Linked DNA regions of Mus musculus: regions 1 and 2 are each linked to region 3. A link is a loop called in an ENCODE intact Hi-C map of the cell type or tissue named here. Cell type or tissue: gastrocnemius. All regions are shown on one strand. Each heading gives the region's core, and the rest is flanking DNA. Links, peaks and the distances in the headings are about the cores only. Region 1 overlaps Lrp1 (low density lipoprotein receptor-related protein 1). Region 2 overlaps Nemp1 (nuclear envelope integral membrane protein 1). Region 3 overlaps Gm40805 (a long non-coding RNA gene).

Evidence for each region. Hi-C counts contacts between places; a loop is a spot of excess contacts. Peaks named below come from ENCODE experiments on the same cell type or tissue, not always from the same donor. Only the 100,000 strongest peaks of a DNase experiment are listed, where the experiment ranks them.
Region 1: a loop joins it to region 3, with 6 times the contacts of the local background. A loop is called at or near these places in 8 of 42 quality-filtered maps.
Region 2: it touches region 3 in a loop (8-fold over the local background); 16 of 42 quality-filtered maps call a loop at or near these places.

Annotation. Positions count from the first base shown.
Region 1 is chr10:127,563,581-127,574,434 of GRCm38, forward strand. It overlaps Lrp1 (low density lipoprotein receptor-related protein 1), which reads right to left. Exons shown (of 89, transcript NM_008512.2): 27 at 10,687-10,854; 28 at 10,392-10,523; 29 at 9,700-9,927; 30 at 9,348-9,522; 31 at 9,169-9,263; 32 at 8,837-8,986; 33 at 8,309-8,449; 34 at 7,826-7,960; 35 at 5,704-5,835; 36 at 5,319-5,453; 37 at 5,009-5,138; 38 at 4,773-4,899; 39 at 3,782-3,933; 40 at 3,568-3,692; 2 more. Among named protein-coding and RNA genes, the nearest start is that of Gm16217, 27 kb to the right of the region's middle. In gastrocnemius, for the core only: a CTCF peak has its summit at 6,053 (motif pointing right); a DNase peak (open chromatin) is centred at 6,069; H3K27ac peaks cover 775 bases.
Region 2 is chr10:127,690,111-127,700,964 of GRCm38, forward strand. Nemp1 (nuclear envelope integral membrane protein 1) reads left to right here. Exons shown (of 9, transcript NM_001113211.1): 4 at 751-823; 5 at 2,858-2,951; 6 at 3,374-3,488; 7 at 4,319-4,544; 8 at 5,259-5,432; 9 at 6,118-10,854. The coding sequence ends at 6,283. Among named protein-coding and RNA genes, the nearest start is that of Myo1a, 9.7 kb to the right of the region's middle. In gastrocnemius, for the core only: a CTCF peak has its summit at 4,742 (motif pointing right); no DNase peak of the experiment used is centred there.
Region 3 is chr10:127,933,190-127,944,043 of GRCm38, forward strand. It overlaps Gm40805 (a long non-coding RNA gene), which reads right to left. Exons shown (of 5, transcript XR_872186.1): 2 at 5,889-6,114; 3 at 5,295-5,450; 4 at 3,172-3,274; 5 at 2,352-2,462. Among named protein-coding and RNA genes, the nearest start is that of Gm40804, 13 kb to the left of the region's middle. In gastrocnemius, for the core only: a CTCF peak has its summit at 4,442 (motif pointing left); a DNase peak (open chromatin) is centred at 4,448; H3K4me3 peaks cover 415 bases; H3K27ac peaks cover 381 bases.

The DNA.
Region 1 (10,854 bases), core at 3,836-8,835, 370 kb before region 3:
ACCCCCCAGGCCCAGCAGCTCACTTCTGGCACTCATCCAGCACAAAGGCTCTCGGGTGGTCGTCTCCGGACATGGTGATGACTGTCTCCCTCTCGAAGGCCCCTGGGCGAGTCTGGTCCACGGTGTGGCGGGTGATGGTGGATGTGGTGTAGCTTGTCCAGTACAGTGTGTCCCAGCCACGGTGATAGGCCAGGCCTTCCACAGAGCCCACATCTGTGAAGAGACAGGAACAGCTGTGGGTTGAGAAGGGCCAACCAGCAGAAGCAGAGGGGCAGCCTGGTAGGTGCTAAGGGCATGACTGGCTCCCCTGGAATTGTGGGAACCGGGAGTTCCTCCGAGGGCTCTTTGGTCAGACTTGCCAGGGCCCCAGGGCCCCTCACAGAGCCACGTCACACCACCTGCGTCATGATCCGTGGCACCTTCCTTCCTCTTCTCTTGCCCACCCCCCACTCCCGGCCTATGTGTGGTCACACTCTTCAGAAGTGGAGTTCTGTTTATTCATGTATGGGGGAGATTCCGGCTAACTGAATTCTACTATTCCTCTGGGGCCAGACTGGAAAGCTTCCTGCTTGCAGAGGCCTTGAACTGGAATTTTTTGGGGGGAGGGGGAGCATGGGGTGGTCGAGACAGGGTTTCTCTGTGTGGCCCTGGCTGTCCTGAACTCACTCTGTAGACCAGGCTGGCCTCAAACTTAGAAATACACCTGCCTCTGCCTCCCAAGTGCTGGGATTGAAGGCGTGCGCCATCACGCTGGGCTGAGCTGGAATGTTTTATAAAGCAGATGTAACTAAAAAGACAGAGCTGAACAGTGCTGTGAGCAGCAGCCAGCGGAGGCTCCGGGGCTCCCTGGGGCGTGTCTATGTGACTGCCAGAGGCGGAGCACACTGTAGGACGGACAACAGAGAGCGTGATAGGAGGGGCTGGCTCCCAGTCTCTCCTGATGGAGCTGAGATTGAGAGTATCCAGTTTAGGTGCTGGGGCTGGGCCCAACGTCCTGCACATGCTGAGCACGAGCTCCACCAGCCCTCAGACGCTCCATTTTTAGACACAGACAGGATGTCGTAGAGAAAGTGTGCCAGGAGACAGAAGGACAGAGGGACAGGTCTATTCTTTTCTATGCAGTACCTAGTCAGCACCTGGCTGGTCTGAATGGACCTCCTGGATGAAGAGAGGAACAAAGGAGGAATGGGAATAGACCTTGGGTAACACAGTGCTCACCTACCTAGCATGCACAAAGCTCTGGGTTCAAGTCCTACCACAACATAAAAAAAAAGGGTATGGTAGTGGCGCACACCTATAATCCCAGATGACCCCAGTGCTGTGCAGGCAGGAGGATCAGAAGTTCAAATCAAGGTTATGTGTGGCTACAAAATGTTTCTTAAAAAAGTAAAGGAGTGGGGCTGGAGAGATGGCTCAGAGGTTAAGATAACTGACTGCTATTCTGAAGGTCCTGAGTTCAATTCCCAGCAACTACATGGTGGCTCACAACCATCCGTAATGAGATCTGACACCCTCTTCTGGAGTGTCTGAAGACAGCTACAGTGTACTTATGTATAATAAATAAATAAATCTTAAAAAAAAAAAAAGAAGTAAAGAAGTAAAGAAGAAGGGGGTGGGGATGAGATGGCTCAGCGGTTAAGAGCACTGACTGCTCATCCAGAGGTCCTGAGTTCAATCCCCAGAAATCACATGGTGGCTCATAGCCATCCAGAATGAGACCTGATGCCCTCTTTTGGTGTGTCTGAAGAGAGTGACATTGTACTCATATACATAAAATAAATAAATCTTAAGCCTTCCGCTCCGGGAAGAAGTGGGGCTGGAGAGAGGAGGAGGAGGAGGAGGAAGAGGAAGATGAGGAGGAGGAGAAGAAAAACAAGAGGGAGAAAGGAGGAGGAGGAGAAGAAGAACAAGGAGGAGAAGGAGAAGAAAGAGGAGAAGAAGAAGAGGAGGAGGAAGGAAGGAGGGAGGAGGAGGAAGAAGGAAGGAGGGAGGAGGTGGAGGAGGAGGAGGAGAAGGAGGAAGAGGAGAAGAAAAACAAGAGGGAGAAAGGAGGAGGAGGAGAAGAAGAACAAGGAGGAGAAGGAGAAGAAAGAGGAGAAGAAGAAGAGGAGGAGGAAGGAAGGAGGGAGGAGGAGGAAGAAGGAAGGAGGGAGGAGGTGGAGGAGGAGGAGGAGAAGGAGGAAGAGGAGGAGGAAGGAAGGAGGGAGGAGGAGGAGGAGGAGGAGGAGGAGGAAGCGGCAGCAGCGGCAGCAGCAACAGCAGCAGCAAAGGGAAAACCTGAAGTGGTAAAAGGCAGTGCTGAGTGCTGAGACTCTTTCTGGTGACAGCTCTGTGGCTTTCACAGCTCTGGCAGGGCCACTGGCTGCCAGGCTCAGCTTTCATGTGCACACCCCTGAGACCCTGACTCCTGAGTTCAGGGTAAGAAGCTCGCTGGATCTGCTGACTCCCACTCAGGGAGAGTTGCACCTGGGCCCGTGTCTGCTGCCTGTGCTTGCATATCTTGGTGTGGAATGAAATCAGTGCAAGGAAGGAAGAGGCCTCCTTCTGGCTCCATGTAAAGGACAATGTGCAGGTTACCACAATGGCAGTGGATCCTGCCAGCCCCGTAGGTCAGTGGTCCTCAACCTTCCTGGTGCCTCAATCCTCTAATACAGTTAGTTCCTCGCGCTGTGGTGACCCTAACTGTACATTTTTCCCGTTGCTACTTCCTAACTGTAATTTTGCTGCTGTTGTTATGAATTATAATGTATTTCTGATATGGGAAACCCTGCCTTGGGGCCCACCCAGCATGTGGGTTTGGTTGGTGCCTGTGTGTCCACACACTGACAGTCCCCCATCGCCCCACTGTTTATTGGGAGGACTCGGGCTTGGCTTACTTTCCACGATGGTGGTCCTGCCCGAGCCATCGTCATTGATCTGCTGGATGTTCCCAAAGTGGATGTCACTGAAGAAGATGCGGTTAGGGGTCCCCGGGGAGGTGCCTGCTCGGTAGTCAAAGGCCAGGGCGATGACATTTTTCATGTGCTCGGGGTCTTCAAAGGGCTGCACCGGTGCGTTGAGGTTACGCTCATCCGACAGGTGGATGCTCTTGAGGATGGTCCGCTCTGAGTAGAGCAGGTAGCCAGCGTACTCTCGGCATGAGGCCCCGTCTTCTGCCAGCATCCCGTGGGCACAGGCACAGGCTCGCTGTCCGCCACCCCGATACAAGCAGAGCTGCTGGCACCCGCCGTTGGCTACCGCGCACACATTGGTACCTGGGGGCAGAGAGCATCGGAGGGTAGAACATCGGAAGGTAGAGCATCAGAAGGTAGTATGGTGTATAGCATAAAGAGAGGCTCTTTGGTCTCTCTGTCCTCGGATCAGTTGGAAATTTCAGCTGATCCCTGCTTAGCTATGGTATCTAATATCTTGATCTATCCCGCTCAGTCCTAACTCCCTGCCCCCAGCTCTTGTGAATCACTGGAAAGTGCCCTGGAGGCTCTGACTGATTTCCTGCCTTGTCCCTCTTCCTCCAAGGTTCAGCTGTCCTTGTTCACCTTTCTGGCCTGGCCCAGAGCCCAGCCTTACCCTTCTGCCTGTCCCTGTTGAAGACCTTGATGTCTTTAAGCTGAACACCAATGCCTGTCCTCAGAGGCACGGAGTCTGTAGCATTGTCTTTGCAGCCGCGCTTGATGGAGCCATTGGCGTGAGTTCTGGAGAAGGGAAAGCCGTGTGTAGGGTATGTCACTAAAAAGCCAGAAAGGAGAAACCCATGGGAGAAGCAGGACCCAGCCCCCCTCACCTGTCACTCCAGTAGATGAAGTCCTCAAACACGGACACGGAGAACATATCCATGTTATTGCTGGACAGGACCACCTCCCGGTTCTCGCCCGTTTCCAGGTCGATGCGCTCGATCTTGTCCATCCGAGCATCACACCAGTAGAGCTTGCCGCCCTGTGGACAGATGTACCCAGCTCACCTTGGGGCTAACTCCTGCTTTCCAGTAGGGATCGGCTCCATGTGTAACCACACTTACTGTGTGGACCACACACCCTCACTCTATACTTTTTAATTTATTTATTGTTACTGCCCTCATTTGCAGCATTAGAGACTAGTCCCAGGACCAAGCATGTTAGGCAAATATCATGTTAGCTTCTTATCTATGTATCTATGTATATCTATGTATCTCTATGTATCTATGTATATATCTATTTACCTACACCTATGTTTATTATCTAAAATCTATCTATCTATCTATCTATCTATCTATCTATCTATCTATCATCTATGCATCTATATATGTATCTATTTATCTATCACCTATCTATTTGTCATCTATCAATCTATCATCTACCTATTTATACATCTACCATATATCTATTATGTATCTATCATGTATCTATCTATCTATCTATCTATCTATCTATCTATCTATCTATCTATCTATCAATCTATGTATCTATGTATCTATCTATCTATGTATTTATCTTAAATTTTTGAGGTAAGATCTTACTGAATAGTCCAAGATGGCCTCAAACTTGAAGTAATCCTCCTGTCTCAGCCTCTTGAGTGTTAAGCATATGCTACCACACCCAGCTTTCTCATACTCTACTTCAGCATGACCACCCTCCATCGTCTTAGGGCAGATTACTATTCTCGGTGACAAATGGGTTAAAGGCTGCCACCACCCTCCCTGGTCCACGTCTAACCCTGATGGTTACCACAGGGAAACTGATAGGGAAAGGCTCAGAACTAGGGTTATCGCCTTCATCAGCTCCAGGGTGTATCCGTACCTGATAGTCTACTGAGATGCCATTGGGCCAGCTGATGCTGACATTAACCAACACCACTCTCTCTGTGCCATCAAGGCGAGACCGCTCAATACGTGGGTAATGACCCCACTCGGTCCAGAACAAGTACCTGTGGGTAGGGATGGAAGTGGGGGTGAGAGTCCATCCCACTTAGAAGCTGGGCCTTGTCAGACTATACTGTGGTCAAGAGATCTAAGCCAGCTTGCCTAGCTCCTTACCCCTTCTCTGGGTGGACAGTGATGGCCCGAGGCTTGTCCAGACCCTGGGAAATGACCACATAACGAAAAGAGCCATTGAGCCGGGCAACCTCGATGACATCGAAGCCCTGGTCCGTCCAGTATATGTTGCCTGAGGAGGGAGTCAGTCGGTGGGGTTCAGGGAGATTGGTAGGGAGCCTTGTACCTGGTCCCCTTCCATCCAAATCTTCCCTGTAGCTCCCATTGGCTTCTGCCCATACCTTCAGACTTTACGTCCCCATGGCCTGTGCCTTTCCCCCAAAGCCTATTTTCCTTCTACCATTCATTTCACCTGCGATCCAGTCCACCGCGATGCCCTCCACACGGCCAATACCGTTGGTCACCACATCCTCTCGCCATGTCTGGTCACGCTTGGCCCTGCTGATGGTGCTTAGGCCCATATCCACCCAATAAATAGTGTCATTTTCTGGAAGCAGAGGGGCAGACATGAGAATGCCCCTCAATGCAGAGGCAAGGCAAAGGGTCAAATCACGAGGAGGGTCAGGATAGCACCGAATGGGGGCTGTGGGTGCCGGGTGCTTTCTTGGAAGTGGGGAGGCAGCAGGAAGGAGTGAGGCAGCTGCTACAGTCAGTACAGGCAGCCCTTCTAGGACTTTAATGTGTCACTCCCATAAACTACTGGGGCATGCTGACTAATCCCCGGGACAATAGCTCACCGGCATGGAAGTCGATTCCGACAGCCAGTGAAGTTCCGGACACTGGGACCAGGGCATCCGACTTGTCATTGGGATCTAGTGGAATCCCCCGAATTCCCTCATGTACAGAGTACAGGAGAAAAGAGCCCACACCTGCAACACAAAAACACTTTAAGCATGAGCCTTGCTGACAAAGCTAGGTTCCTGTCACCCTCAAACTGCTTTTCTCAGCTTCCCCTTTGGCAGTTTCTTCTACCCATCTCCTGAACCTCTAAACGCTCACACCATGTGTGAGGCCCGGACCTTGGACAGGAGATGGCAACCTAACTGGCTTCTGAGAGCCCCAGCTCTGGGAGACCACCTGCAGAACCACTATTCACCACAAGAGGGCAGAAAGAGACTTACATTTCTTTCTCAGCACCCTGCCCCAGTCTTCCTTCCAAGGGCCTCAGGGGAGGTCGCAGCAGACAACCAGAGCAGCAAGACTCCAAAATCTAGATTCCCAGTTTGGCACTTGGTCTGACCTTAACTTTCTCATTGCCCTGCCTCTGCTCAGTTCCAAATCCTTTCCCAACATAAAGTTCTCAACATCCTGCTTGCCCCTGGGTCAGTCTTCTTTCCAGTTTTCCTGTTTTTGAGAAGGCACTGCTCTCTATGCATCCCAGAATCCTCCCTGACTCCCATCCCTTGAATACAATGTGTGCCCCAGTGAATCCCTCCATTAAGCCTTGGTTGCTTAAACTCTGTGAAAGAAGAGGAGGAAGAGGAGGAGGAAGAAGAGGAAAAAGAGGAAGAGGAGGAGGGGGGAGGAGGAGAAGAAGAAGGAGAAGGAGAAAGGAGAAGGAGAAGGAGAAGGAGAAAAAGAAGAAGAAGAAGAAGAAGAAGAAGAAGAAGAAGAAGAAGAAGAAGAAGAAGAAGAAGAAGAAGAAGAAGAAGAGACGACCACCACCACCACCACCACCACGTGCAGACACTAAAAGTCTCCCAAAATATGCTCAGTGTACTCAGGGTTCTGAGGAGCCAAACAGTAAAAACACAATGTTTACATGTTGCTCGGCCCAGGGTTCCTTTCTGTAACACCCACCCACATCAAAGCAGGAGGTTTCTGGCAGAGCACTTTGGGGAAAAGTGCTGTCCAAGGGCAAGCTTGTAAACCAGCAGGCTCTTGTGAAGTGCCTCCATGTCTCATCCCTTCCTTGCAAGCCAGTTGAGTAGCCAGGCCTCGGGCCTGCCTCCTCACGCACACACTCCTAATACTCTCCTAACTGGTCTGACTGCCTTGGTTCCTCCCTCCTCCATTCTGCAAGCCTTCTGCCCCTGGGTTAATCTCCAAACACCACTTTCTAGGCACTCCTGGCTGAGAACCCGCAGGTCCCCACCCTAGCTCAAAGCCTTATCACAGTCTTCCCACGCTGCCCTCGACAGGGCTCAGCGGCCCTGGAACTTGACTTCTCAGCTATATTTCTTGCCTCTTTTTTTTTTTTTTTTTTTTTTTTTTGATTTATTTATTTATTATATGTAAGTACACTGCAGCTGTCTTCAGACACTCCAGAAGAGTGCGTCAGATCTTGTTACAGATGGTTGTGAGCCACCATGTGGTTGCTGGGATTTGAACTCCGGACCTTCGGAAGAGCAGTCGGGTGCTCTTACCTACTGAGCCATCTCACCAGCCCTATTTCTTGCCTCTTATGTAGCATGAGTGTCTGTCTCCAAGGCGTGCACACATAGCTGGGATTTAAGTCAGGGCTCAGGGCATGTTAAGCACACCCTATTGTACCACCAACTTCTCTCTTCAAGGTACCAAGCATCAGATTCTACCCACTCTATAAACCCAGGGCACAGCACAGGGCACGCCTCTTCTGCCAAGCTGGCCTGCCTCTGTCAGCCGCCGGTGTCTATCTCACCAAAACCTACTGCAGGTCCTGAACAGTCACTAGCGCTTTGTGGTCCGGCTTCTCACTATGCTGGCCCCACTTTCTGGCTCCAGCTTTTGTCCGCAGTACCCAGAAAGGGGCACTGGATAAGCATTTAGCCCAGAAGCCTCCTGGTAACACACGATGAACACCATCTTTCTCAAACGCATAATGTAGCAATAGGGTAGAAGGGGTCAAGGCTGGACAGAGAGGAAATGCCGGGAACTGACCCTCACAGGCCTGCTGTCCGCTCCGGAGGCTGTAACCGGCTGTACACATACAGGAGCGAGTCGTCTCTGATGTTGGCAGGCAGAGCTGGGAACAGTCTCCGTTGTTGACACTGCAGGGGTTGGTGCCCTCATGCTCTGCGGGAGGACACAGGAGTGAAAAGAAAGGGTGAGCCTTGGTGGGGGACAGGCTTGGGCTGCTCAGAGAGGACAACAGTCACTGGATTCACCCTGGACCTGTCAGGGTCACACCCAACCCAATTCTTAGGTCTCATGTCTTCTTAGATCCCTGGACCTTCTGGCCAGACTGAGTCTACATTTCACACGAGTGGGGGTAAGGTAAAAAGCCCTCCCTCTATGCCCTCACCACCCCCCCCCCCCGTTCTGGAGGCTGCTCATGGTCACAGCCCTGCAGTCTCTCTGCCACCCCTCATCCCTCCCGCCGCAGACCCCCTCCACACACCACATTGTGCGCCCACTGCATACCTAGCTGGATGCTCTCGTCATACACCTTCATGTGCATAACCAACGTGGTACTGTTCCGCAGCACCACGGACCCAGAGCCATCGGCTTTGTTGCACGTGCCCATCTTCTCTGACACCTGATCTGCCCACCACAGCTTGTCCCCTGGGGCAACAGGAGGGAATAAGACTCTTGGGAAGGCTCTTTCCTAGTCCTCTTTTTCTTTTAAATATAGATTTTTTTTTTAAATTAAGATTTATTTATTATATGTAAGTACACTGTTGCTGTCTTCAGACACTCCAGAAGAGGTCATCGGATCTAATTGCAGATGGTTGTGAGCCACCATGTGGTTGCTGGGAATTGAACTCAGGACCTCTGGAAGAGCAGTCAGTGCTCTCAACCACTGAGCCATCTCTCTAGCCCCCCCAGCTCTCTTGCAGAAGTCATTAGGCTTGCAGGGGGTGGAAAGTGGCCTTCAGGATCTCCCCCATCACCTGTTCAGCTGTGCCTAGCCTGCTCTCCTTCCATCCCTCCTTCCACCCGAGCCCTCACCCATGATGGCCAGGGCAGTGGCCTTGCCCAGCTGGCTCCGCATGGTGTCGATGACCTCCAGCTCGCTCCCATCCAGATTGCAACGGTTGATTGTGTGGTTCCCAGAGCTGATCCAGTAGAGTTTGCTCTCAGGGAAGTCAATGGCCAACCCTGGAAGAAGAGTGGGTGTCAGAGCCATGGAGCCCTCCCTGAACCTTGTGGCTCTGGGACAAGGTATAGTGAGAGTAGGCACCAAGCTGGAAGCTGGAAGAGGCCTAAGGCACCAGAGAGACACTAGGAGCATCTCCTAATGGAGCTAGATGCCTGCAGGAGCAAGAAGGGCAAGTGCATACCCACAGGGCCCTTCTGGCCACTGAAGAGCAGAGTGTGGTTGCTCCCATCCATGTTGGCCATGCTGATGTTGTCCCCATCAGTCCAGTAGAGCTTGCTGGGAAAGGAACCAAGAATTGGGTAAGGGTCCTCCCCTCCCCTCCTCACACAGGTGCTCCCCAACCCTGGGCTGCAGACTGACCCACGAAGCGGGTGGACGACCAGGCCGTGGGGCTGCTCCAGGCCCTGCACCACCGCATTCTTGAAGGAGCCGTCCAGCCGGGCCACGTTAATCTGCTTCTTGTTGGTGTCGTAACTTGTCCAAAACAGATTTCGGGAGACCCAGTCCACAGCCAGCCCGTGGGCGTTGGGCAAGTCTGGGGGCACAAATAGGGAGTCCGTGGTTGGTATTTGCAGGGTATAGGCTGAGGAGAGTGTGCTACCTGGGGAGTGAGGGTCAAGAAGTAGGCTAGAGATAAGATTTGGAGAAGGAGTATCAGGACCACAGGGGATGTGACTGGTATGAGCCTTGGGGTGGAGGGCAGGGCCAGAACCTGCAGAGACAACGGTCTCCACGCCAGTGCCGTTGATAAATGCCCTTTTGATGGCTTGAGTCCGCACATCAGACCAGTAAACTCGCTGCTCTCGGGCATCATAGTCCAGCACCGTGACATTGTCGATATCAGGCACCGTGAAGGAGATGATATAATTGTAGTACGGGGCATCCAGGTCCACGCCCCGGATCTCCATCTGACGTGCGTACAGCAGGAACTTCTTAAACTCTGTGGGACGCAGGAAAGTCATTGAAGGCAGTCCCTCGCCTTCAAGTTTCTCACCTACCTAGGTTAGGTGTCTCCCCTGAATCCCCCTGCGTGCTGTTGGCCTTTTGCTACGATGATGGTCCTCAGCCTTCCTAACGCTGTGACCCTTCCTCATGCTGTAGCCTCCAGCCATAAAATTATTTTCATTGCTACTTCATAACTGTAGTTTTGCTATACTTATGAATAGTAAGATATCTGGTATGTGACCCCTGTGAAAGGGTCACTTGATACCCCCAAAGGGGTCGAGACCCACAGGTTGAGAACTGTGAAGAGACTGTGTCAGATCTTGGCAGTTGTGGCTCTTTCCTCCAGCGCTAGCAAGTTTTCAGAGCCCCTCCTTCCAGTCATTCCTTTGCTTAACAGCAGGGACCTCTCCTTCAGCCTCAGTTTACCCGTAACTGTTAGAGGAGGAGATGGCTTCCTACCATAGCAGGTGGTGTTGTCCTTGTGCAGCTTCATGAGGTGGGGACAGGCGCAGGAGACGGTCCGGTTGTAGTTGATGAGGCACAGATGGGAACAGGGGCCCCGGCCGCCATTGGCCTCACATGGGTTTGGAGCTGGCCCAGAGAGAGGAAGCAAGAGCATCCTGGGATGTGTTGATCCCTCCCTGGCCCTTCTCACCCAGGTCTCATCCCCTCCTCACACCCCATTATCCCAGCACCTCCCCCACGCCCATCCAAGGGCTGGTGGCTCCTCTTCAGTCGCCTGAAGGCCCCTTACCCATGGGCTGCCGGGAAGGGTGATACACCTGCAGGTCGAAGGGCTGGGTGTTGGTCCTCTGTACCACGGTGACGTTGTGGCCAGTCCACTTGTTGGCCTTAGCCAGTGTATTTGTTCGCCAGTCGGTCCAGTACACCTCCCCACCGTACAGTGTCACGGCAAATGGGT
Region 2 (10,854 bases), core at 2,456-7,455, 240 kb before region 3:
TACTGGACCTGGGGGACTTTTTTTCTTATCTGAGGCCAACTGAGAATGCTTTAGAGGAGGTGGATCCCATCAAATCCTGACTTGGTTTCCCCTTCGTTTCTACTCAGGGCTCATGGCTGCAGGCTTTGCTGCAGAGAGATTGTGCCCTCCAGCGAGCTGTGCTGTAGCTGGCTCTGTGGCTATGGAGAGCGGGACTCTCTTTGGTGTGTCCTCCTGTCCATTTCTAGGCCTTCCTTGTACTTGGATTTGAATATGAAAGCCATGGGATACTCTGGCGAGCTACTAAGGGCTCGCCAGGGGTCTGCTTGGGCCTCCAGGTCCCGAGTGCTATATGTTTAGCAGGTAGACTTTTTTCAGCACAGTGCTTTATAGTGAAGCAAAGTAGGTATGGTTGAACAAGTAAAATGCTATGTGGAGGACACAAGGTCCATGTTTCAGGTCCCTGCCTGCAAGTGATTGAAGGCTCTGACACAAATGGCAGGGACCCCTTCTGAGCCACAGCATAAGGTGGTGATGGCATAGTGTGCAGCTAAATCCTCAGTAGAAGAAGCCAAAATAGGGCAAGCACAGACTAGACAGAAACCTGTTAATGGTTTTTCTTTGAAGGGTACCAGGATTTGTGTGGTATATCTACGCTGCCATTTAGTTGAGCTATTTGCTTTACTTTATAGTTGACCAGTAACAACAATGTCATCTTTTATAATACCTTTAATGTATTCTTTTATTAAGCAAATGTTTTATTTGTTTCAGGATTTGACCCCAAACTCTTCCTTGTTTTCCTCCTCGGACTGACACTGTTTTTTTGTGGAGACTTGTTGAGCAGGTAGGTATAGACTCGACAGAACTCTTGTTATAGGAATTGTAAGTGCTGCTGTTCTCTGCTCAGGATCCATGTTGGCCTGCTGGGGTATTTTTAAGATTTTTTATTATTTTGGACAATATAAATAAATATTTGTCATTTTGTTTGTTTGCTTGAGACAGAGTCTCAATGTACTGTAGGCCAAACTGGCTACAAACTCCATCTGCCTCTGCCTCCCAGGTGATGGCATTAAAGGTGTATGCCATCATATCCAGCTGTTTTTTAAGTTTATGTATGATCTGTGTGTGTGTCCCTGTGCATGTGCTGCCTGCAGAGGCCAGTAGAGGGCGTTGGACCCCCTGGGCCTTGAGTTAAGGAGTTGTGAGTTGTCCAACATGGGTGCTTGGGACAGAACTCAGATCCTCTGGAAGAGCAACAAGCACTCAAAACAGCTCAGCCACCTCTCTGGCTCTGCTTGAATGTATTAAAAATAAAATGACTTTCCCCTCTGATTTGAATAGGATTGTTGGTTAATGCATTTTCTCACTAGGCAGCTCCACCATTGTATTAATGAGTTACCTAGGACTATAAAGTTGACTCAAGTTAGCAGTAATATTATTGTAGATATTTATATAGTGAAATTGCTACCAAAGTACACTTGATGAGTTTCATGCTGTTTACATACAAGGAATCAAGCATCAATTCTTGTCCATTTCCTCCTTCTAGAAATGTGCTAGCTATGATAGGTAAAAGCGGCATGCACTAACAAAGGCCACTCCCTGGGAGGAGATGCTTACTTGACACTGCAGAAGCAGTCAAGAACCTGAGACAGTGAAGTCCTAGGTCCTATGGGGAAACCTACTTCAACTCTGCTAAAAAAAACTGTAGCAGTAAAATGACTCCTAGTGAGAGTAAACACCAACAACATAACAAAAAACCCCCAAAGAACAACAACAACAAAACAAACAAACAGAAAACCAACAAACAGCCCCCTCCCCCAAATCCATTTTGTATTGGCCAGCTACTCCGGCGTGAACCTGCCCTGGAGTGTGGTTTATGTGCCCAACAGAGAAGCTTCTTGAAGCACACGGTAGTTCACACAGAGACCCACACAGAACAGTCATCCCTAGGTGGGCTGTCTGAATCGAACCCCCCTGGCAAGGCTCAGGGATCTATGTAGAGAAGGAGGTGAGATTGTAAAAGCCATAGGTGGTGGATGACTTGGAGCTTCTACAAGGGTGATGGTTCACACCACCCTTCCCATGTATGTCAGGCCTGGCTTCACACCGTGCTTCCTCCTCCTTTCAGTCCTTCATTTTTGAACCCCTGAGCCTTGGAGGGGATGATGCATATACCCCATTTCTGGCTGGACATTCAAAAGTCATTTATTCTTGGTACTTTTGACCAGTCGTGAATCTCTGCAGTCATCACTGACCACTGCACAAGAATCCCAGAGAAGGTGATTTGATGGCACATTGGTTCCATTTAGCAAAAGTGCTGCAACAGCTCTCCCACGTGGGTCCACAAACTCCCCAGCCATGGGCTTTTGATGGTGTCAATAGCAGCAGATTAGAATTCTCTCCTGTGGAAAGGGCATCAAATCCAGCCCTAGCGTGGCTGGTTACTCCTAAAACAGCCTTCACTGTACTACTGCAAGTGTGCTCTTCTGTGTGTCAGTATCCTGCACATGGGGTCCATGAGTAAGACGTGCTAGAGCTCTCCTTTGGCATCCTGCGGAGCCCATGCTGGCTCTGTGAAGGCTGCCTAACAGGAAGGAATTTTGAGTCCAGTTTCAACTTGATTTTCTATACCCTGAGTCTATAGCAGACAGTGGATTTGGACAGAGATGGATAAAGGTGTGAGATTTAAAGAGGACCTCATCGACACTGACTGACCTTTGTAATCTATCAACTGCTGTGTCAGTCTACATTTCTGTAGTCTTCAGTACCAGGCAGCATCTCCTCTAATCTTGAAACTTTAGCTAGGGCACTTGTGATTTCACCAGTGTGTTGTGTGGCCTATGGCATTACATAGTCAAGTAAAATATTTTCTTTGCAGGAGTCAAATTTTCTACTATTCCACTGGGATGAGTGTGGGAATCGTGGCCTCTCTCTTAATCGTCATTTTTATGATCTCTAAGTTTATGCCCAAGGTAAGTAGTGAGATCCCTAAGTGTTGAGGGTGACCTTGGGTAGCTGGAGGGTTGGGTTGTCTTTTGGAGTAGTCTTTAGAGCACGGAACATTTGCGTTGTTGATGGCTGATGAGTCAGTGACTGTCCTGTTCTTTAATTCTGAAAAGCACTTGCAAGGTATATCTGAAGCCTGATTACATACAAATTCTATTGAAATCATGTCTCAGTGGGAACTGAAAGCCACTTTGTTTAGCTTTTCAGTTGTTTAGCATCTCATCATCTTGGTGTTCCTTGCAGACTGTACCTTTTTAGGTATAAAGCACATCTTTTTAAGAGATAAGTTTTTATGCATTTTGAGTAGGTTGAGTTGAAAGAAAAAACTGTCCCTTTGCTTCTTATGTAAAAGCCTTGTAACTTTTGCCTTCATCTCTGCTTTGTCTAGAGAAGCCCCATTTACGTCATCCTGGTAGGAGGCTGGTCCTTCTCTCTGTACCTCATTCAGCTAGTTTTTAAGAATTTACAGGAGATATGGAGGAGTTACTGGCATTATCTTCTAAGTAAGTGTTGTTGGTGTAGCTTTCCTGTGTGCGTGTTTATAGGCTGCTTGGTTGATTTGATTGTGAGAAGATGCTCCTTGCTGACAGGGAGTCAGTAGCTAATAGCATTTGATTAACTTGTAGAAATTATATTCTCTCCTCTCCTCTCCTCCCCTCCCCTCTCCCCTCTCTCCCCTCTCTCCCCTCTCTCCCCTCCCCTCTCCTCTCCTCCCCTCCCCTCTCCCCTCTCTCCCCTCTCTCCCCTCTCTCCCCTCCCCTCCCCTCCCCTCCCCTCCTCCCTCCCCCTCCCCCAAATGTGGTAGTACATACCATTCCAGCACTTGAGAGACAATGATGGGTGGATTTCTGTGAGTTTGAGGACAGCCAGGGCTACACAAAGAAACAGTCTCAAAAAACACCAACCACCACCACCAAAGATTTAGTTTTTAATTCTATGTGTGAGGGAGTGTGCACTTGACTGCAATGCCTGTAGCATCATCCACGGAGCTGGAGTTACAGGTAGTCATGAGATGCTCAAGTGCATGCTGGGAATGAATGTGGGTCCTCTCAAGAGCACTGAGCACTCTTAACCTATGAGCCACCTCTTCAACCCCTTGTTACTTGAGTAAATAAATTTGTGATAAAAGGATAAGAATAATACATATGCGTACATGAAGAACAGTGAGTGATACATGTATGTACATGAAGAACGGTGAGGAAAATATATTTTCCGAGAATTCAAAATAAGTGAATAATTGAGTGCAGATGTGTCTAATTTTCTGGTCCAGTAGATGCATCTGGTGAGCTTGTGCTGTTCTCCACCCAGTGTCTTATGATGCCTCTTCTCACAGGCTACATCCTCACAGTTGGATTCATGAGTTTTGCAGTGTGCTACAAATATGGGCCCCTGGAAAATGAACGAAGCATTAACCTGCTGACCTGGACGCTGCAGCTGCTGGGCCTGGGACTCATGTATTCCAGTATCCAGATCCCGCACGTTGCCTTTGCTCTCATCGTCATTGCACTGTGCACTAAGAACCTGGAATACCCTATCCACTGGCTGTGCAGCACCTACAGGTGACTAGCAGGCAGGGTGACTGTTGACATGTGGGGTATGGGATGCACTTGCAGCGAAAGGATGCTTAGTTTTTCCTTGGGAACCTCTGTAAGTGGGATGTCACCTGCTCCCACCCTTGTTCCTTTCTCTGTTGAGATAATACTTTTTTTCTTTTTTTATAATAAAAGCAACCAGTAAAGTGTCATGTGTTCCTGCTACCACTAGGTGGTGCAAATTATATCAGTGTTTGGTTTGTACATAGGCCTCAAGTTCAGGTTTCAGATCATGTCACGCTGACTGTCAAGTTGCTCTAAAACCTTAATTTTATTTGAGATGTAATTCATAGCATGGTATTCTTGGAAAAGTCAATATGGAGTGGCCCTGGATTCTGAAATGGCCATGGCTGCTCCATTGCAGGTAATCAAAACAGTACCTTCAGAGTGAGGACCTGAGGTCACAAACCACAACATTATAACATCATTTTGTTGTTTTCCCACTTATTGGAAAATAAATTATTTGTCATTTATTTGAAAATAAGTGAGTTTGACTACTCTGGCTTTTCACTCATGTTTGGCACGATAGTACACTGTAATGAAGGGTGTGTGTGGAAGAAAGCTGGGTGATGACTGTCGATGCTGAGTCTTATCTTAGTGTGGTTGTCTCCTGGGACAAGTGGACATAAGGATGGTGTGGATACTGATTAATGACTCATGGTGTTATTTTGGTGAGCACAGAAGGATGTGTAAGGCATCAGGAAAGCCTGTCCCCCCTCGCCTCCTGACAGAAGAAGAGTATCGGATACAAGGAGAGGTGGAGACCCAAAAGGCTTTACAGGAACTCCGAGAATTTTGTAACAGTCCGGAGTGCTCTGCCTGGAAGACCATATCTCGAATTCAGTCTCCAAAAAGGTAAACTCTGATAAGCCAGGTATTTCTGGGTAGTTAATGACCTCAAGTCTGACAGATGATGCTTCCAGATAACAGTGTTGTATTTTGCCCTTTGATTATTGCTCACCTAGGAGCAGTAGTCAAGAGAAAGTAGTAATCTATTTCTTGTTTCCCCAGGCAGCTACCTCACTGTTGGGGTTATATCACTAACTTGTGAAGACTTCAGTACCGTATTTAAGTGTGGCCCTTGTGTGTTTGACGTTAATGTCTGAGTCCCCACCCCCACCCCCACCCCCCTTTGGTTGGGAGCAGTTGTACCAAAGAGTATGTGAAGTTTCAGTTTGGAATCATGATAGCATAAAGTTTATAGGGCCATAAGTGCAGAGAACTGTAATGCTCAGTCTCTTCTTATCAGGTCTATGGTGACTCAGGGAACCTTAGCACTTCGTAACTACCCAGGACAAGGACAGCGTAGTTAGTGCCAAGCAGGACGAGAGTGCCCAGCATGTTGGCCTGGGATCCCAGCCTTGCCTCGTGCCTAGTTCTTGCTTCAGTCTATGCATCTGCCGAAGCAAGGGCAGGACTTTGTTAAATTCGGTATAATTTGAACTACAGGCACACTGAGCCTTTTAGTCTGTTCTTATTTTGAAAGCCGTTCAGGAAGGACAGACGTGCGCTTCCTCACAAACATCCCTCTCTTTTGCAGATTTGCTGACTTTGTGGAAGGTTCTTTCCACCTCACGCCAAATGAAGTTTCTGTTCACGAACAGGAGTATGGATTAGGGAGCATCTTTACCCAGGATGAGGAGCTGTCCTCAGAAGAGGAGGGCTCAGAGTACCCCACTTTCACACAGAACAATTTCTTGACTTAAATAGCAGTCTGTTGTTTTCATATAGACTGGCATGGTACCTTGGTGTGGCCACATTGTAAGTGCTGTGTGATTCTCCCAGGCTTTTATAAGAGCCTGGAGCGGGTGCAGGAGTTCTGCTGGAATGAGGGGCTGAGTGGGTTACCCTCTGGCAGTACTTTTGGTGTGTACCTCAGGCTGGTCCTCTTCGAGGAAAGAGTGGCGGAGGCACTGAGGGCTGCGGCAGCTCGCTTCTGACATTTGAGCACTTGGCCCACTTTGCGGTTCCTGAAGTCATTGTTTGCCCACAACAGTCTAGCTCCTGTTTAAAAGTTTGCTGAGTTCTGGCAACTCTGTCACTGTGACAGACCCTTAAAAATGAGTATTAAGTGCAGTAATGCATTCAAATGGAGGCTGCATCTTTTAAAGAGAATCTATAAGTCTGAGCCATTTTTTACTTCTGTCTGCTCTATTTCACTGGATCCTTATAATAATCCTGAATGATTTAAATATTGAAGAAAAAATAGATTGTTACCTATCTTGTTTTTTAAACAAATATATTTTTTTAAGTGCAAGAAAGTCATGTTCTTTACCCAATAAGTGCTCCAGAGTACAAACCCTACTGACCCCAGATATTTATTACCTGTGAAACCCCTGGAGCTGCTGCTGTTGAGCCTTGAATGCTCACAGTCTGATTTTTAGTTTGCTTGCATTTAGGAGAACGTCTGCTGCCCTTCTGTAGGTTTGGTTTCCTAAGCTTTTTATTATATTTGATATTGGCTTTTTTTCTTGCCGTTTCTCACCATTGACTTTTCCCACTCAGGAATGGTGTGTCCCCTTTCCTGTAGAGTGTGCACAGTTGAGAATTTGTCTCATTTGCCGCTGCCTTCTTCCTAACACTGAGGTTCTTCCATATCTCCTACTGTGTACCTCAGACTTGAGAGTCCCTGAGCATCTGGTATTTCTGTTTTGACTTTTCCTTCTGGGTTGGGGCCTGCTGCTGTACCTCAGGTTGATCCTTTCACCTTCGCCTTTACACTGCTAGAATTTTAAGCCTGTGCTGGTATACCAAGCTTCTTTTTTTCTTCTGTTTTGGTTTTCGAGACACATTTTCTCTGCATAGCCCTTGCTGTCGTAGAACTTGCTCTAGAGAGCACATTGGCCTGGAACTCACAGAGATGCCTCTGCCTCTGCCTCTGCCTCTGCCTCTGCCTCTGCCTCTGCCAAAGTATGTTACCACTGGCTGGCATGTCAAATTTCTTGTTTCTTATATATAAATGTTCCCCTTACCTTGATTCCTACATTATGGCTAGGCAGAGAAGTCTTATTTACACCCTTCTCCCCCCTAGTCAGATCACATACCTTCTGAGTTACTATAGTCAGGAAACTGTTCCAGGGCTGGGCATATAGCTCAGTGGTAGAATGCTTACTGGTTCAGCATGCAAGGCCCTGATTGGGTCGCTATCGCCACAACAAAATCAACCTTATCTCCTTGTTCCTTGTCTTCTTTTTATGTACTCATTCTATTCATTCAGCCTTCCTAACCACCAGCATGCTCCCAGATCTTATCATTTATAAGCCCTAAACAACCATCTGTTAAGTTTCTTTCTATGCAATTTTAGTTTTGTAACTGCCACGCTTTTCCACGGCAGAGAACAGACCTTCAGGTGTACTGCCTGCCTCTGGTGCCCATTCAGCTGTTAGCATCAGCTACATCCCCTGAGTTTACTCTACTTACTTACAGTTCCATTTCTGTAGAGACGCTGCCTCTGCAGTGATGTTAGCTTCCGAATCCCTTGCCTTTGCAGATCTCTTAGAAGCTGGCAGGATCATTTACGAGGGACAGACTCTCAAGTTTCTGCCGTTTGCTTGGTTCTTTCATTGTGATCTTCACCACTGCACTGGAGGAAGTGTGTAATGTGTGTAATTCCTTCAGCCAGGGAGGTCGGTGCTCACTCAGGAATACAGCATCAGACTCATTGTCTTAGGATCATCGAGGAGGAAGGTGGTATTTTCAGGAAGCTCTTAGGGCTTCTTCAGACCCGCTTTTAACATGTAATTTTGGAAGACCCTGGGCTTTACTGCTAGCATCCAAAATGTCAGCTGAGACACCTCTCCAGGTGGCCAGTTAGTTATTTCAACCAATGTTCCCCATAGCCTTAAATTGTCCTAAAGTGACAACTACCTCACTTGGTAGAAGGTGACAGAAAAATGAGCAGTATCTGAGCTGTGGTTAGAGCTGCAGGGTATAAGAAACTTTGTAACGGAACCTTTTTGTCTTTGTGAATTATAAATACAGTAAAATTTGTCTCTTTTCAAAGAACTTGAAGATCCTGAAGAGGTGGGAATGCACCTCAGAGGCAGTAAGTGCTTGTCCTGGGGGTGCAGGCTGGCCACCCCCCAAACAAAGCCCACCACTAACAACAAAAGCCTTCAGAAATTTATACCTAGTATATTTTACTGTAAACTCAGTTATACAATTTTTGTAGGTCTTGGGAGACCCTCATGCCTGTTTCCCCAAATCACTCCTTACGGATGGTAGCTTGCTAAAGGGGAGGAGGCTCTTGACTTCTTATTTTAATGAGAATTCACTGTAAGTGACTTTGCTCTTCTGTGGGTTGACTCACTGTGAAAGACAGATTTCTTTTCAAGGCCATTTTTTTTAAAACTGTATTTGAATTTGGGGCGAGCAAAGCAAGCTCATTTTCTTACCCCTGCCTGGTAGTTGGAGAAGTGAATGCTGAGAGAGCTGCTTCAGACAGTGAAGGACAGACGGTGCCTCTTTTGTATGCTGTGTATCCTTGGCCTGCCTGCCTGCCTGCCTGCCTGGGTGGCTCCGCTGGATGCTTCTGAGCCTCTGCGTGCCCAGACACTGCTTGAGTCAGCTCAGTCTCATCCCTCAGAATGAGCTCATCAAGGACCGAGGGAGAAGTGGAGTGAGCTGGACACTGGAGCCATGAGCGCTGTGTGCCAGCAATCATCGATCCAGAAGCTGGTTCCAGGAGTGGGGGTCTTGATGGTATTGGAAATGCATTGCTTCTAATGGGTCTGACCTGAGTTCATAAAACATGACTCCCGTTAATGGGAACATAAGAGGCAGCCGGCATACAACTTTACAGTTTTCCTTTCCTTATGAGAACATACTGATCAAAGCCAGGAAAAGTTTAGCAACTTTGATAACTTGGTTACCTTGAAATGAGAAAGAGCCAGTTCCCCACCCACATTCTTGTTTTCTCAGCAGAGGGTGGTTTTGTCTGAGATGGCTCTTTGGGTCCCACTGTTCCATTTTACCATATGACCGCCCATTCAAGGGCATAGCCCTCTGTGAATCAGTTGTGTTCTCTTTAGCCTACCCTACTTGGGTGATTGAGGTTTGGTGAATAAAAGGACCCAAATAGGCCAGAGAATTCCCCCAGGCCTTGATACCCGTGAAGAATTTGGACGGGTTACATAATTGTTGAAAGGTATGCTGAGATGGATCCCAGAGTTAAAATGGACCTTAGCTGTGCCCACAGCTCTTGTGGACTGAGTGGTACAAGTTGAAGTGTGCAGACAGGAAAATAATGCCTTCTAGTATTCCCATGGACTCGGGTCCAAGATGGGTGCCTGCATTTGCATGCTGAGAGGACAGGGGCAGGTGTACGGAGCTCTCCCCTTAGGCAGGCACTGAAACCAAGGGAGAAGCACACAGAGTAGCCTTGCACTTTACAAGTGTGTCTAAATGTTTGTGCTTGTAGTCTTATAGCAGAGAGTATTTCTTTGGGGGAACGTAGGCAGTTGAGCTAACCCAGAGCTAACCCAGTGGCATCTTCGTGACTCGATTATGGATTCTGTTGCTGTTGGAGACCAGATGGTGACTACCTCGAAAAGGAGGTTTGGAAGTCAGGCATGGTAATTAGTGTCCGCCTGAACTTGGAAGGCTGAAGCAAGGGGACCACTTGAGTTGGACATTGTCAACAATGGGGACCCATACATGGCAGGCCCTAGAACCCACTGGGAATAAGCAAAGCATATGGATACCCTTTAACCTCAGCGGGGACAGAAGTGGTCACATAGACTCAGACATGGGGCTTTGGGCCACAAGTGTCTTCCATGTGTCATTTTTCTTTGACATGCTCTTATCTCCCCAAGGTATTGTTTAGATAGGGCACCACTCTGTAGCCCAGGCTGTCCTGGAATTCAATTTATTTATTACCCAGGCTTGCCTACAACTCACAATAGCCATGTCTCAGCCTCCTGAGTGCTGGGATTACAGGCTTGAGCCACCCAGCCCAGCTTCCTTTTTGCACTCTTGGTGTTAACTTAAAAATGTCGAGTTCATTTGCTTAGAACTTGTGGGCAGCACTGCCATGGCAGATCGTCCCCAGCGTGAGCCTTGAGCCAGTTACAACCTGAGCTGGCCACTCTCCATGTCTGTGGGACTGTTCCTGAAATAACAGGGCTAAGAAACTACTAGATAAGTTATAGCCTGTGGGTAATGCCTTAGTGTTATTTAGATAAAATATGTGTCATTGATACTTAATACATGGTAAGGAATGTTCAGAAAGAACAAAGTTTTCAGGGATGTCTGTTTGCTGTGAGTCTTCCACATTTGT
Region 3 (10,854 bases), core at 2,536-7,535:
TGATAGGGTTGAAGACTAGTTATAGTTTCATAATCAAACTTCAGTTGTTTTGTATTGAGGAAGATAATGTAGATTTGAAAGGACTGTTTCCAGATGGTAATCTAAGGTAAAATCAAAACATAATTCAGGTATAGAGTTGCAAACTCTCTAAGTTAGGACTGATGTTAGAATAATGTAGCTAAATTGACAAGATTGATGGAATGGACTTTATTATCTTGATACTTTCCAAACAGACTCTCCTCGGAGCTTCTTGCATAAGGCCTCCCAATCACTTGCTGTTGTATCTAGAGATATTGCTCACAATTGCAAAAATACCCAACAGTGACTCTACAAATACATTTTTGTAATTTAAAATGTCCTAGTTCCAGGGTAAAGGCAAAAAGAAAAAATTTATTTTATAAAACTTAGGCCTATACACTGGCTGCCATTATACAATTGGAAAGCGGCAGAAAAATTAAGACAGTGTTTAAATATTGCCCTGATGAGGCATGAATTGGATGTTGCCGGTTAGGTTTCGTACTGTTTGGCCTTCCGTATGCCAATGGGGGCCTTGATGGAAAAGCTTGGCCTCTCTAAGTGAAGACTTTGGCGGAAGGAAAGATTTAACTACAGTTCAGCTTTCACGCAGATGGGAATTTAGAGGTTTTTATTTATTTTCATTTTTTCCGTGTTGTGTGCATTCATCCATGTGGTGTATCGATATTCATGTGTAGTGTGTGTGTGTGACAGGCTTGTGGAGACCTGAGGGTGACATCTTGGATCAGAGTTCGCTGACACCAGCTAGTATAGCTTGCTATCTTGCCCCAGGGATCCCTTGTTTCCAACTTCCAAGTCCTGAATCACAGGCTTTGACACCCACACAGCATTTCTGTGAATTCTGGGAACGCCAAGATCTGAACTCTGATCATAATGTTTGTGTGGCAAGTGCTCTAACCACTGAGCCATCTCTCCAGTTCATTATTTATACGCTTATTCCTGTGTACATATGTGAGCGTATCTACACCATGGCAAGCCTGTGGAGGTCAGAGGACACTCCCTGGAATCATATTTCTTCTTAAGTTCCTTTTCTGATAAGCCGTCTCACCCGCCCTGTTTGGTTTTTTTTTGTTTAAGACAGGGTCATAAGCAATCCAGGTCCAGCTGGTACTCAGGATGTTTTGGCATTTTTAACTGTAGTTCTAGCTTTTTTAATTTAGCATATTTCTGGTTATTTGTCCTAGTTGGCTTTTTTTCTTTTCTTTTTTTCTTTTCTTTTGTAAAGAATCATTTATTTATTTTATGTATATGAATACACTATAGCTGTCTTCAGACACACCAGAAGAGGGCATCTGAGCCCATTACGATGGTTGCGAGCCACCATGTGGTTGCTGGGAATTGAACTCAGGACCTCTGGAAGAGCAGTCGATGCTCCTAACTGCTGAGCCATCTCTCAAGCCCCCCACTCCCCTGTTGACGTTCTGTAAGAAAAAAAAAAAAAAACACCCAGAGAGGAAAGGGTTTATCTCATCTTATTCCTTACAGTAGGTCATGAAGGGAGGTCAGGACAAGAACTCAAGGTAGAAACCTGAAGCAAGAGGCCATGGAGGAACACATTTTATTGGCTTGCTACTCAAGCTTGCTTGATCAGCGTGTTTTATTATACAGCCAGGGAGGACTGACTGTCCGGGAGGGGGACCACCCGCAGTGGCTCTCCCACTTCAATCATTAATCAAGTAAATACCCCCCAACACACAGACTTGCCTACAGGCCAATCCTGCGGGGACATTTTCTCAAGCGAGGTTACCTCTTCTCAACTGTTGTCTAACTTGTGTCAAGCTGACCAAAAAAACAAACAAATAAACAAAAAGAAAACAAACTAACACAGTCTTGATACCAGGCTTGGGGTCACCCTTTTGTTCACAAAGATGAAAGAAATGAAAAAATAGCATTTAAGCTGGGCGTGGTGGCGCACGCCTTTAATCCCAGCACTCGGGAGGCAGAGGCAGGCAGATTTCTGAGTTTGAGGCCAGCCTGGTCTACAAAGTGAGTTTCGGGACAGCCAGGGCTACACAGAGAAACCCTGTCTCAAAAAACAAACAAACAAACAAACAAAAAACAAAAAAACAAGCAAACAAAAAAAGAATAGCATTTAAATGGGAAATAAAATGTAATTTCAGCACTTTAAATGCAGAGGCAGAGGATCACAAGTTTGAGGATATCCTAGGCTATGGAGTGAATGAAAGGCCAGCCTGGGCCACACATTGAAACTCTGTTTCAAAAAGCCAAGATCTAACTCAACTAAAGCCCGTTTGCCTACCAGCTGTCTTAGGCGCATTCCTTTTGCTCTGAAGAGGCACCTTGACCAAGGTAACTTACAGAAGAAAGAGTTTATTGGGAAATTGCTTATGGTTTCAGAGAGTTGAGTCCATGATCATCGTGGAAGGGAACACGGTGGCGAGCAGGCACTGGAGCTGAGAATTTACCTGTGAAAACAACAATTAGCTCTAAAACGTACATAATTTGAGTCTTCTTTTCAGTTCTTCAAAGACAAGATCCTCTGTTTAGCCCAGTCTGACTTCAAACAAGCTTCCAGCATCCCTTTCCCAAGTGATGGGAACTCAGAAATGTACCACTATGCTCAGCTTATAACTTTTATTATTAGGATTATAAAATTGCAAGAAGTCAGTCATCTGGTGGTCACCCGGCAACTTCACTGCCCTCTACCTTCTTTACTCTGAAGCCATGACTAGGGTAACTCACGCAAAGTCAGGGCCTGTAATCACATGTGGCAAATATATACCAAGAATTAGACTTAATAGATGACTGATTTAGACTGTGTCTATTTCTTTTGGAAAGTATGTTACTGGCCTTGGCAGAGTTTCCCACTACTTCTGGAGTCACCGGGGCAAGCTCAATGGATACAATATCGGCTTGTTAATAAGAATTGAAAGTGGCCTGGAGAAATGGCTCATCGTGTAAAGAGTCTTGCTACTGGCAGCCAAGCTGGACAATCTGACTCAATTACCTGAACCCACATGGTGGAAGGAGAGATCTGACTTCCACAAGCCTCTACATGCACACCACGATACCCCTATTCTCCCAAATAAATGAATGTAGTTTCTAAGAATTAATGCAAAGATGTCTCAAGGCAATCAACAAATGTTGCTATTGCTTCTTTGTGGTAAATCTAACCTGTAACAATGAAAGGTCAGGACCGTGTCTCGTTCTGAGCACCTAACGCTGCAGTTGGGCATAATGCCCAGCGTGGGCTGATTGAGTTCAATTGAATCTTGAGCTGCAAAAGAAATGAGCTGGGTTAAGTACTGGACTGGGAGGAAACATTCTGAGCTGCAGTCTTACGAGCAATTATCTTCAGGGAGCGAGGTACTTGCTGTTCTTTTCTGCTTTATACTTCTGGCATTTTCCCCAAACCACGACTTCAAGGGCTGCAGCACAAGTTTGCTTCTAGAAAACGATGAGACCCTTCTCTCTCATTCTGTTTGGAAGTGTGGTTTTTACAGACACCATGAAGCCACACAGACATGCAAACACTGCTGCGTGTGTGCTGCGGTCCACCAATGGCGGACCACGTAGAGGCCGCGGTTCGTAAGATGACGTCACCTCAGACGTCACTGTGTCATGACCGTCTAAGTTTGTATAATACACTCCACGACTTTAGTACAAGGATGACAACCACTAGCACATTCTCTGAATGTGTTTCCATAATCAAGAAGCATGTGTCGTGGCTCTATAAAGACAATGAGGCAGCCCCGAGCAAGACCGACTTCCTTCCCTCTCCACTTCCCACTCCACACCGGGCTATGCTTTGACGCCTTCCAACTCACTATTTTAATTTACTGCCACATTTCCAAGCAATGTATTTGTGCGGTTTGTTTTTGATGTGGGTCTCATTTTCTATTGATTCTTCCTGTGGACTATGAGACTTCATCTGTTTCAGCGATCCACTCCTCCCCTTCCAAAGTATCAAGGTTAAAACTGAACAGAGAGATATGAAGCGTTACAGCATAAGGATTATGCAATCATTTCCAAGCTGTTTCGTTTCCCCTGGAGTTGATAACTGTTTTTATTTGCTTAGTTTTGGGTGTCCCTGTGACTTCCTGGCTTTGTTTATTGCTCTTCATGGACAAAACGCCATCATGCTGGGAACCAAATCAGAAAAGAAATAATTGTATCCTAGGATAAGCTCCAAGACCTGGAGGAAATGGAAGCTGGGTAAATTCGTGACATTAACAGAAATTAGAACAGTCTAATTCCTTGCCTTTGCTAACACTTTGACCTCAAAAAGTTAAAAGGAAGGGGCTGGAGATGGCTCAGCAGTTAGGAGCCTTCAATGCTCTTGCAGAGGACCTGGGTTCAGTTCCCAGAAACCACATAGCAGGAAAAAATAAAAAAATAAAAAATAAAAATTGTCTGCAACTCCAATTCCAGGGTCTCTGATGCCCTCTTCTGGTCTCTTCAGGCACTGCGTGAACAAACACAAACGGACCAAAAACAAAAAGCAAACAGAGAGAGAGAGAGAGAGAGAGAGAGAGAGAGAGAGAGAGAGAGAGAGAGAGAATGAATTGGTACATGCTACCACATGGATGGACCTTGAGGAGCTAAGTACAAAGGCCAAATATTATTTTAAATTTAACTCTCCCTAAGGATATTTGACTAGGAGTAGAGCATTGTTTGTGCAAGCTAAAGAAACTCCATTTTATACTAGGCAGCCATCTTGGTAGCCACTAGCCTTTTGTCTCTGACTGAAAATCCCTGAAAGATAAGTTCCTCATAACTCTGACTCAGTGACCCCCACCCAAAAATGTACAGCTGTGACTATCTACTTGCTATGATATATCTAGTTATATAATATATGATATATGGCACATGATGTATGACATATGACATGTATAACATGCTATATGATATATGATATCACGTGTAATATATAATACATATTATGTATAATATATAATGCATAGTAAATGAAATATAATAATAATATACAGTATGTAATAGGTAATGTATAATATATAATATAAAATGTATACTTATATGTACTGTATATAATATGTATGTGTTATATGCTATGTGTTATATTATGTATTGTATATTGTATGTTATATGTTGCTATATGTTATGTATGTATATATGTATTACATGCATTTAATATTATTATGTGTATATGTTTATATGTATTATATGTATGTGTATATTATATGTATTCTGTATTATATGTCATATAACATATTATATATTAATATTATATATATACATAATCTTCTATAAAGATACCAAAGATTGTTTTGAGTCACCTTAACTACTTAACTTGCCAGACAGGCCAATTTTTTTCTTGTTTTCATGGATATTGAAGGTCTTCTTGTGGTTTCACCTTTAAAGATTCTTCCCTCAACCCCCTTCTCACAGCAATCTCAAATTTGGCTCAGAGAGGATAGTTTGCCTGCATACACCTAGAATAAAATTAAATAAATCTTTTAAAATATTTTCTAAAATTTAACCAGAAGCATCCATTGGCCCAGGAAGATATCTCAACCGATTAAGCCCCTTGCCTCACAAACTCAAGGACATGAATTCAACCCAAAACCCACACAGAAGCACTAGGCACAGTAGCACATGTTTGTAATCTCAGTGCTGGGAAAGCAGAGGCAGGGGGATTCCTGGCCAGTCGGTCCTACCTCATTGGTGAGTCCCAGGCAAAAGAGAAAGGAACCTCATCTTAACATGGATGGACAGTGTTCCTGAGGATAACTCTCAAGATCGGTCTCTGGCCTCCACACACACGTTTGCTAATGTACCCATACCCATGTGAGCATGAACATACAGAGAGACATAGATAGACAGACAAAAGCAGACGTACACACATGCACACGCACATGCAAAGCACTTACTGCCTTTACAATGTCTATTCTCCCAAATCCAGGTATCTTCCAGGTCGAATATATTAAAGCTTAAGGGACAAGCTCCTAGGTTGGAATGTGGCCATTCAGTGGAAGGGAAAGGAAGATGTTGCAGGCAACCTCGCAGAATATAAGGAGGTTGCACTGACAATATGACGGTAATAACGAACAGAACCTCACTTCACTGAGCCAGGGGATCGTAGGACAGTCCAGTTGTCTGGAGTAAAACACAAGGAAGAATTCAAAAAGAGAATTAATGCCTCCTGTCAATCACTGCAAACCCCAGCTGCAGGAGAGGTTGAAGTTGAGCATTTGTATAACATCAGAGTGGAAAGTAGGAACAGGGAAAGCATGTGGGCAAGGTTGTTATTGTGTGACTAGAGGGATGGTCTCAGGATCTGCTGCTCTGATCCTGAGCTGACCCAGTAGAGATTGCATAAACAGAAAACCATTCACTTGAAGAGGAATAGTAAAATCGGTGGGAGAGCCGAGCGTTAGATCCAAGACATGGCACTAGGGTGCAGACCAGCATTCTGGCAAGGTTTAGCAGGGACAGATGGATTGAGGCCATAGGATGGAGTATGTCATCCAATGTCAGGAAGAGTTGGACAGACTGGTGTGGGAAGCCACATATGCCATTACAAGGTGGCGCTGGCTACCGCTGGCCATCACCCATAAGTTTGGGTAAACAACCAATGTGCGCATGTGCAGTAGAGTTTTTTTGCCGAGTCACTGCCTGGACCGAGGTATGTAAATGAGGTGCTGAATGCATGACCAATCGGGTGTAGATATGTAAATGAGGCATGTAAATGAGGTACTGGATGCATAGACCAATCGGGTGTGGACATGTAAATGAGGTACTGAAAGCATAACCAATCGGGTGTGAGACATGCCTCTCCTAGGCCTATATAAGCAGCGCCAGTTCTGGGGCTTGGGGTCTTTTCGCCTCTGCAATCAAGCTCTCCCAATAAATGTGTGCAGAAGGATCCTATTGTGGCATCTGTTTTGCTGGCGAATCAGACAGGCACATACTGGTATAAAACAAAAGACCAGGATGGTTGGTTTCCTGGGGTCCCTAAATACCACAGACAAACTTCAAAGAGCTCTGTGAGGTCAGTCAATGCTTGTGGAGGAGGGCCAGATTTCGGATACACCGATCCAGTCTCTAGACTGAATATGCAGAAATGTAGTAAACCTAGCACCATCACATGAAACCACCATTGAAGCCAGTGGAGCGCTATCTGCCTCTGGAACCTGGATAATGAGTCGGATCCCTGTACACAGAGACCTGGAGATAGTGCCTGTTTGTTTGTTTGTTTGTTTGTTTTATCAACTATAAACCCCTTTTCCAGAGAGGGAGACTGTGACTGTCACCACTGATAAACACTTCTCATTATGAGAAAGGAATGAGAATGGTTTTGATTGTGCAGTGGAAACCTGTGGCTTGTCCCAGAGGTAGGGATCACTTTGCTCTAGTCTGGAAGCTCAACAGAAGGAGAATTGGCTGGAGGCAGAGTCAGGCTCAGGCTCAGGCTCAGGCTCAGGCTCAGGCTCAGGCTCAGGCTCAGGGCCAGGGTCAGGATCAGGGTTAGGGTCAGGGTCAGGGTTAGGCTCAGGGTCAGGGTCAGGGTCAGGGTTTAGAGTTTAGGGTTTGGGTTAGGGTTAGGGTTAGGGAATGGATGAAGTTGGTTACGAAGCCATTTTCTCTGGCCTGCGCATGCTTTCTTTGCTTGGCTACTGTGCAAAGCTCACCCAGCCTTTCCAGGTCTCCCTGGTCAGACCCTGCAGCAGTCAGAGGTAATTTCCTCACAGCTTTTTGCAGTCTACCCCTGTCGGTGCCATGAGAGCAAACCCTTCCACTTTGGTATCAGCATTGGCTCCAGTAACAGACCTGGCTATGAGTTGCCATTCTCTCTGCACTGGGAAGCCCCCCTGGCCAGCTGCCACCTCCTAGGGCTCCAGCACCCTCCAGCCAGTGTCTTATCCTCGGTGGTCTGAGATCTGGGGGGGAGGGGTGGGAGTGTGTATCCTTGGAAGCACGGAGATTCAAATAACCTCAAGATGGAGAATTGGAGCTGCTTCCCACAGCTTCTACCTCCACCAAAGCCCAGGGCTGTTCTCTTATCTTTTCAATTCTCCCAATTAACCCGCTAGCAATAAACAAGCAATTTTTTACTTCTTTTATTTCTTAATTGTGTGCATGTGTGTGATGTGTGAGGCTGTGCTCATGTGACTATAGGTAACCCAGGAGGATGAGGGCATCAGTTACAACTGTAACTACAGGCAGTCGTGAGCTGCCTGGCATGGGCTCAGGAACTGATTTCTGGTCCTCTGAGAAAGCCATCTCCTCAGTCAAATTATTCTGTTTGCTTGCTCTTCCCCTGCCCCTATAGAGTCTTGCTGTGAATCCCAGACACCACCCACAGACCTAGATATGTACACACACACACACTGTATATGTATATATATATATGCATATATTATATATATATATCACATAAGTGCACACATAAGTGCACTATATATACATCTATATATTCATACATACACACATGTGCACACACATGAACACAATAAATATACATACATACATATACACATACATGCATGCAAGCACATACATACACATATACAATAATGTGCACTCATGCACACACCATATACATATTTTTCCTGTGCTAGAGACTGAACCACATATGCTAGGCAAGGGCTCTGACATGGATATGGTGAAGCAGTAATGTTTATTTTTAAGATAAATGATACTAGCATGGAAAATATATATGAGCTAGAAGAGGCTATTTTATAATTGTGTTAAACAAAAAAAAAAATGTTGACGGATAGAAATTACATAATTTAACAGGGAGAACAAAGTATGGTAAAAATGTCTCTCAAAGAGGACAGTAAATGTGAATGGTCACCTCTCCTATTGAAAGAAGTATTTCCAGTAATATTTTGAGTAGCTCCTGTAATTTTCTGTCTGCAAAATCCAAACTTAAGCCAGGTGAGGTGGCACATACCTGTTATGCCAGGACTCAGGCTGGAGGCAGAGAGATTGCCTACTGTGCACATCCTTTGAGCTTAAGGGTATTAACTATCAAGCCTAAGGGCCTGAGTTTGATCTCCAGGAACCCATAAGGTGGAAGGAAGGAGAGAACTGACTCCTGCACGTTGTCCTCTGACCTCTACACACAACACTCTACAATAAGAGCAAGCAAGCACACACACGTGCATACACACATAGGCACACACATATCACACATGTACACATGCACATGTGCACACACACACACACATAAAATATAAAATGAAAAAAGTTACAAGTTCAAGGCCAGGAGGATACATGGTAGGACCCTGTCACAAAAGAAAAAAAAATACAATAAAACAAAAAATGAAAAAAAAGAGAGAAAAATAAAAGGATAAATAAAAAAGGAGATATAAGATCATATCTGTATTGTGGTTAAGAAAATCAAGTATTATCACTGTATAAATCAAATTTCAGTATAAAGCTAAGAAGAAAACCGACTAGATCAGGGCCAAGAATGAAGCATGAGAAGTCAGGGTCAGCAAAGATATGGCACAATTACAGATTTCGGTGTTTGGCTATGAAACAGGTGCTTGCCAGGTGGTGGTGGCACACACCTTTGCTCCCAGCACTCAGGAGGCAGAGGCTGATGGCTCTCTAAGTTCAAGGTCAACCTGGTCTATAGAACAAGATGCAGGGCTACACAGAGAAACCCTGTCTCGAAAAAACAAAAACAGAAAAGGAAAGAAGGAGGGAGAGAGGGAGGGAGGGAGGGAGGGAGGGAGGGAGGGAGGGAGGGAGGGAGGGAGGAAGGAAGGAAGGAAGGAAGGAAACTGGTAGTTGTTAAATAGAATGCGTGTGCATGCATGTGTGCATGTGTGTTATGAGCATGCTTTCGTGTGTATGAGTGTTGTGTGCATGTGTGTGCATGTGTATGTGAGCATATGTGTATATACATGTGTGTTGTGGACATGCTTACATGTAAATGTGTGTGAGTGTTATGTGTGTACGTGTGTATGAGTATGTGCATGTGTGTGTGTGCATGCATGCATGAATGTGCAAGTGTGCATGTGTGTGCATGTGTGTGTAAATGTGTGTGTGTGTGTGTGTGTGTGTGTGTGTGTGTGTGTGTGTGTGTGTGTGTTTTACAGGCATGCTTGCATGCCCACAAGTGGCTATGATTGCCTGTGTAAGGAGGATACAGATGCAAACTGGAGTTCAGTATTTCCTACATCTCCGTGTTACTTTTTGAGGCAGAAGCGGGCACTGAGCCTGCAGCTCACTGGTTGGTAGGCTAGCTGCCCAGCAAGCTCCAGAAACCCTTCTGTTTGGCCCTCACACCCCTAGAACTGTAGTTACATACTTGCCCAGAACTTTTTAGTGTACACAGACCTGTAATGAAGAATCTATTATATACTATAGGGCTTTTTAGCCTTAGGTTCATATGGTGTACATTATAATAAACAACTGATAAATCAGATAAAGAAAATCCAGCTCTTTTTAACATATGAGTAAGCCTTGGGCTAATGATACATGGAGATACCGAGACGTACTTGAAGATTAAAGGCAGGGACTTTCTTGTCTCTTGTCTCAAATTGAAAAGACCAAACTAGGAAAATGCCCAACCACAAAAAACTGAGAGTATTTTTTTTGTTTTTTGCTGTTTTTGCAAAAGGGTCTCTTGTATCCCAGACTGGCTTCAAATTTACCACATAAGCAAGGATGACTTTGAACTGCTAATCCTCCTGCCTTCAACTCCTCGGTGCTAGGATTACAGACATGAACCACCATGCCCAGTCTTCTGGACTGATTGGGCTCAAACCCAGGGATCTGTGTATGTTTAGCAAGCATTCACTAACAGCCACACCCAGACCTTGTAGGTTGTCTTTTGGTTGTTGTTCTTGTTGTTGTTGTTGTTGTTGATGATGATGATGA